Regions from separate parts of the Mus musculus genome. Here region 2 is linked to region 1. Evidence: chromatin contacts called from ENCODE Hi-C or POLR2A ChIA-PET data. All regions are on one chromosome and are shown on one strand. Each heading gives the region's core, a stretch centred on a gene start or an enhancer-like site at or near the end of the contact. The rest is flanking DNA. Distances are from core to core; before and after follow the strand shown.

Region 1 (3,046 bases), core at 11-2,510:
ACAGAGAAACAATGCTCAGGACGGTAGTCAACGCAGCCGTACCGTAGCGTACTTTCCTCCTCCTGCTGCTAGCTTCTTAGCGAAGCGAAAATGAAAACCACCAACTTTCACAAATGTCCGGGACCGAATTCGCTGTCGTGAGACAGAATAGAGAAAGCAAAGACACTGTGGCAAACACTGTCCGGGTACTGACCGGTTGAGCCGCCAAAACAGGAATCCCGCGCGCAGCCCTGGATGGCCAACTAGCTGGATGGCACAGGCAAGCGGGCGGGAACCTGTTTACTTTCTCCACCCCAACGGGGTCCCATACAATAGACTTTATGGAACTGGTGGGGGGTGGGGGCAAGACAACGCCACTATGGCCAGTTAACCCCAAAGGGAAGAAAACCCAAGAAACCTTAAACCAAGATCTGGGTTGGGTTGTAATTGTACCGGTGACAAATCCGATGATTAATGGGCAAGAGGCACAGGAGGTGCGGAGACCTGGCACGTCCGTCCCGGGCCGGCTCCGAAACACAGAGGCGACAAGCCACCCAGGGGCTCAGCCGCAGACTCTCGCAACGGTCGCGGCGACCCGGCAGAGGAGACCGACGGGACTCCGGGCCCTGGGTCTTTTGTCCCCCGCGACCGGCCGGTAGCCGTCGGGGCGCAGCTCCGCGTCGCCCCGCTTCGGATCCTTTGTTGTGCGTGTCGCGGCGCCCCGCCGCCCAGCTCCCCCCCCCTCCCCCAGCCACGACCGGGACGCGCCCGTTAGTGGCGACCCGCGACGGTCCCCGCGCCCCGCTCACCTGCCAGCAGCTCCTGCAGGCTCTGGCTGAAAGTCTGCAGCTGTCGCTCGCTCGTGAGCCCCTTGGTGCGGAGGAACTTGGAGATGAAGGACACCGCGGCGGCGATCTCGCCTATCATGGTGGCGGCCCGGGTGTAGAAGGGATGCATGGGGGCGGCGGCCGGGGGTGGCCCGGGGCGGCCGGGGCTCGGCCCCGACGGCGAAGCGGCCACCCCGGGCTCTCGCCCAGACCCGACGGCCGAGAGGAAGCGAGGGCGCGAGGCGCGGACGGCTACTGGTTCTAGGGGATTTTTTTTCTTTCCTTTAGAGTAAAAAAGTTATTTTCAAGCCAGGAGGCGGCAGGAGAGACAGAGAGAGACGAGCGATGGCGGCCTGGTCACATCGCTCGGACCTCCCCAGCCGCCTCCGCCTCCAGCTCGGTAGCCTCCGAGGATCCCGAGAGTTGCATTTCCAGCTCCGAGGGGCGAAGAGCTGCCGCCGCCGTGCAGCTCATTTTATAGGGCTGCGGAAAGGAAGTGGCGTACCCGGGGCGTGAGGGCGGACGCCAGCCAATCCGGAGATCGCACCATTGTGACGCAGGCAGATTCGGGGCTGGAGGGGGCGGGAGAAAGGCCGCCAGGGGGCGTGCCCAGAGGCCGGGATGAGAGGGAGGAGCTGACGTAATCTGCTTGTAAACAAATAAACCCCCCGAGTGGCAGCCTGAGACTCCGGAGCGGTGGAGGGCGGAGAAAGAAGCCAAGGAGGCGCGTGTGAAAGCTCCGCCCCCGAGCTAGCTCCGCCCCCGGTTCGGGCCAGCGGGGACCCTCCAGTCCCCGAGCGGGCTCCGGGTTCCTCACTTACTGCGGTGTGGCTGGAACCTCAGGACTGAGGTTCGGTCTCCGCAGCCCCAGTCCTTTGCGTACCCCATGTTTACATCTGAGCCCAGTTCCAGCCGGCTTGGCTGGCAGCCCTGGCGGGAGGAGCGTGCGGTGGCGGAGACTAAGGCTCCGCTAGGGAATGGAAGGAAGGACTCGCTCCCTGGAGCTATCCTGCGGCTTAATCCAAGCCATTGCCCCTAGGGTTTGCAGAACCCCGGGGGGCTGGGGGGGGGGAGAAGATGAGCCTTGAAACTCATAAAAATCTGCATATGTATTTTAGAAAGGCACAACAAATTCGTTTTTCTAGTTCAAGTGATGTCAGAACTTTAGAGTTGTGCTGCTGTTGACACATAAGATAAAACTTTAAGCTTGTCGAGAGTGTTAAGCATAGACACCCATATTTACTGGCAAAGACGGTTGTAAACAGCCTAGAAAAAAAGGAAAGCATGAGCCTGCTAAAACTATTAGACCCAAAATAGGGTTAACCCAACTCTCTTAAAGTAGGAGAAGGGAGAGAAAACAATGAAGTCCAGGCAGGAAGAAGAAAGCAAACAAGAGGCAGAAGTTGAACTCTACCAGATGGAAATAAATATTTAGAGTTTAGTTGGTCATCAGATGCAATACACACCACTTTAAAATATATATATGTGTGTGTGTGTGTGTGTGTGTGTGTGTGTGTGTGTGTGTGTATGGAGCTAGAGGAGAAACAAGAGGATAATTGGTTCTGAAATTAATTTGAAAAGGTGACCTATACATCATTTATCATTAATATACAATACTTAAGTACCCACATATTATCTAAAGATAATGTTAGAAAGCACTTCAGAAAGTATCAAGTTTTTTTTTATAATAAACTGAATCAAAAAATAACATCTTTGTGCATGTGTGTGTGTGCGTGTGCGTGTGCGTGTGCGTGTGCGTGTGTGTGTGTGTGTGTGTGTGAATTGTCAGATAGGACTTTCTGAAAACAGACGCAGGGTTTTGACTGGAGGCTCATCTTACCATCCCGGAAGATAAAGAACCAAAAGTGAGTCCTTGAACCATAGGCTATCAAGAGGTCTGCATCTCTCTCTCCCACCCGCCTCCCCACGCGTTCTGTCCTTTCCAGTCTGGATTAGGAAGAGAATAAAACTGTCTCCTTTGCCTGTGACTGTGAATCCCATCCCAGTGACTCAGAGTATAAACAGACTCCTCTACAAAGCAAAAATAACGAACAAAGCTAACAAAATACTGAAGTTTGAACCGGGACATCTCCCAATTCCTGATTCTCTCCACAAACTTCACTGCCTTCCCAGACATCATCAGGCCCTCATCTGAAAACTTTAAGATTAGCTCAAGGACCGGGCATAATTAACACATACTCCCAGAACTCCAGAGGAGATGCAGACAGATCTCTGTGAGT
Region 2 (3,304 bases), core at 433-2,932, 250 kb after region 1:
CTTCCAAGCCTCTCTCTAGCCTATCCTCCTCTAGGATTCCTCTACCCCTGGAGGCCTCTGTGATTCATGGCTTTTGTGGGCTTCTGTACCCTTTCTTGTGCCTACCAAGGCATTCTCTTGATCTGTCTCCTGACTAGAACTGTAGGTGTTGAGTACGGACCATACATCTTATTCCTCTTCACTTCACAGGGCTCAGAGGGAGCTCGGGTCATTAGGAATACGCTGAGACTGCCCAGCGTACTCTAAACAACTTAGACAAGAGTGTAAGCCTCGGCTCTCTCACTCAGCAGCTGTTAAAGCCGAGACAAAGAGCTGCTCTTTGAGTTTTAGCGGTGGTGATAGGTGCGAGGAATGTTGATACCCCCACTGGATTGTTGGGAGAAACTGAGAAAATAAAGTTAGCCAAGTGTTACATCAAGTGTCTACCATAAAGTCAACACTCCATAAATTTAAACCCTCTCCCCTTGAGTCCATTTTTCCTTTGCCCTTATTAGGAGTTAATGGTATGTTCTCTTCCTGACGCCCTTTCCTTGAAAAAATACCATGTCAGATGCAACATTCTTGGGAGTTTTTCCTCTATCCCCATAGTCCACTGTAGGCTGGAAACATCTCAAGCCTGCGCTACCAAATACAATAGCTTAATAACTTGTGTCTATTGCAAAAGAGCAATGTTACCTTTCACGAGCGCACGTCTGGCTGACAGCTGCTGCAACTTGGTGCTACCTAGCATCCTGAGAGAGAGCATTGTGCCACATAATGGTAGACTGCGGACAGACCAGAATGCAAGGTATAGCTTCCTTGTATAGTTTTTTATATCATCATTACACTAAAATTAAAAACGTGGATTGATCCACAGAATATCCGAGACCATCTGTCTCCAAGAAGGATTTTGCAGAAATTGAGAGAGGGGAACTTTCTCGTGGTGTCTTATTGTAGCAAATTTTGTGCATGAGCTGTTTAAACTCAATAGAAATGTGCAGCTAAAAATTATTGTTGGGGGATGGCTATGTAGCTCTATGGAAAGAGTATATCGTCAGCATATATGAAGCACTCAGCATCCCCCACATCCCAAAATGTCCTTCTTTCTCATCTTAAAACAATACACTTCTCTCGGGATAAATTCAGCTGCTTTACTCCGTCATCCCCGTTTCCTTATTGGTATTTTTAAAAATATTTTTTATTACATATTTTCCTCAATTACATTTCCAATGCTATCCCAAAAGTCCCCCATACCCTTCCCCCCACTCCCCTATCCACCCATTCCCATTTTTTTGGCCCTGGCGTTCCCCTGTACTGGGGCATATAAAGTTTGCGTGTCCAATGGGCCTCTCTTTCCAGTGATGGCCGACTAGGCCATCTTTTGATACATATGCAGCTAGAGTCAAGAGCTTGGGTTTGATGACGTACATGTACATTGTTCTCAGGAAAACCCAGTGAATTTTTTTAAGATCTCAAATCCAATCTGCATTGTCAGCTGGCCGCGGTGATACACACCTGTGATGCCAGCACTTGGGAGGAGAAGGCAGAATAGTGAGTTCTTTAGGAGTAAACTGCTTATTGCAGCGGAGTGTCTCTCTGCAGACACGGAGCCAGGAACTGTGATCAAATGATACGCGCGACTTGAGGCGAGGCGACAGCGAGCTCTGGAAGAGCCAAATAGTCTTTCTTGCACGTTATCTCTCTTAAGGCCTCCAGTGAGTTTCTACAAAAGGAAAACATCGAGCTTTGGAGTGAAGCGAGGAAGGGCCCGGGATTAGAGGGGATTTCACACATTGTCAAGCCCTGTGGATCACCACATGTGCGTGTGGATCCGAAAGAGTCTGGGAGACTCGTGGATAAAAGGAAAAGAGCTTGTCTAGAAAGGGTTGCTGCTGGATAGACAAGGCTGATTAAACAACAGCAGCGGCGGCGGCGCGCATCACCCAGTCTCTGAAGAGCAGCAGGTGCTGGCTGACAGACAGACACCTTTCCCGCACATGCTCAAGTGAGAAGTGGAAAGAGCTCTGGGCAGGACTATTTTGGGTTCCCAGTGACCTGTGTTGCTATGACATCTGAGATTCGTGGTTAGACCGGATGCCGGATGTCGCCCAGCAGCTGATCGAGAAACCTCTGAAAGTTCACTTCTCTTCTCGGAAATCATCTGTGCATCACAGCTGAGGGAAAAGTGGTTGGGCTGCTCTGTTTTGGGGGGTTTCCCCGCCCCCAGCCCAAGTGAACTGAAGGAATTGAGGGCCTTGGTCTTATAAGCAGCCTTTAAAGTCACAGTGTTTAAATTCTGTGTGGTTTCTCTTAGTGTTCCTATAGGCGCTGCTAATTTACACGTCACCCAGCAGTTTATGTTGATCCTGTCAGCTGCTTATTAACCACCGGAGTGGCACACACTTGGTGAAGTACAAAATGTCAAAGTGAAATGAACTGGTGAAAAGCTTACCCCAAACAGAGCCGGGTGCTGGATGTCTGAGACACTGGCAGTCTGGCAGCTAAACTCGCCGGAGAACTAAGTACCGGGGGCTACAGCAGAGAGTGAATGGCTAGTCCTATTCTTTAGTCAGGAGTGCCTAGTGACTGCCTCTGACACTTTGTGATCCTGGGAAACTTTGCTTAGGTTTCTTGTGCCTAAATTTTCTTCTTCGATAATATATGGTCAATAATATAGTATATTATTCCAGCATGCCGTCCTTACTGACAAGTATCTGTCAATGGTTTGTTTGGGTTTTTTTTATGATTATTGCTGTTAGGGGTGGAGGGAGATGAGTACGTAAGGATCTAGGGAATTATTATCAAAGATCAAACTTGAGAAAAGATATCAGGGAACTTGGTAGTTAGTGCACCTAGAGTCAGGACTTCATAGTTATAAGGAAGGTGCTGGGACATAAGGAGTCGCCAGGACAGAAGAGCCATTAAGGAAGGACATCGTTGTTGTAGGCTGGAGTGCTGGTGTTTTCAGAGAGGTACCCCATTTATTTGTAAGAAAAAAAATATGAGATTTGTCGCTAAGCAACGTGCTTACTAGGTCATACCAAGGTGTTAGTGGGCTTGGCTTCTTTACTGGATTCTCGGAGGGAGAAGTTGCTTCCAGGTTCATGCGACTCACGAACCTGGTCCAAAGTCAGTTCCTGATAGCTATGTAACTGAGGCTCCTGATGCCTTGCATGCCATAAGTTAAGAGCCTTTCCCAGCTGAAATCTGCTTTGGTTCACCCCAACATCAAGTGTGTTGGGTTCCTTTTTTAATATGCCTCTCTGACTGTCCCAGAGCAAAAAGCTTCATTGCTGGGACTCCATTCAGAGTCGTGTGGAGGCCC

Evidence for each region. Hi-C counts contacts between places; a loop is a spot of excess contacts on that map. ChIA-PET counts read pairs that join two places held with the same protein, here RNA polymerase II (POLR2A).
Region 2: a map of v-Abl transformed pro-B cells shows a loop between it and region 1 (3-fold over the local background). The contact joins the enhancer-like site here to the promoter of Btg1 in region 1. A Hi-C loop is called at or near these places in 3 of 37 maps with a recorded cell type or tissue (T-helper 2 cell, mature B cell and v-Abl transformed pro-B cells). POLR2A ChIA-PET finds 5 or more read pairs at or near these places in 4 of 5 experiments (Patski and embryonic stem cell).

What each region holds. Positions count from the first base shown.
Region 1 is chr10:96,615,215-96,618,260 of GRCm38, reverse strand. Btg1 (BTG anti-proliferation factor 1) reads right to left here and starts at 1,260. Exons shown (of 2, transcript NM_007569.2): 1 at 789-1,260. The coding sequence starts at 936.
Region 2 is chr10:96,369,917-96,373,220 of GRCm38, reverse strand. No RefSeq gene overlaps it. Among named protein-coding and RNA genes, the nearest start is that of Gm33782, 62 kb to the right of the region's middle. Within about 2 kb of position 1,682, at least 2 of the 3 ENCODE cell types and tissues checked have a DNase peak (open chromatin) inside an H3K27ac peak, as active enhancers do.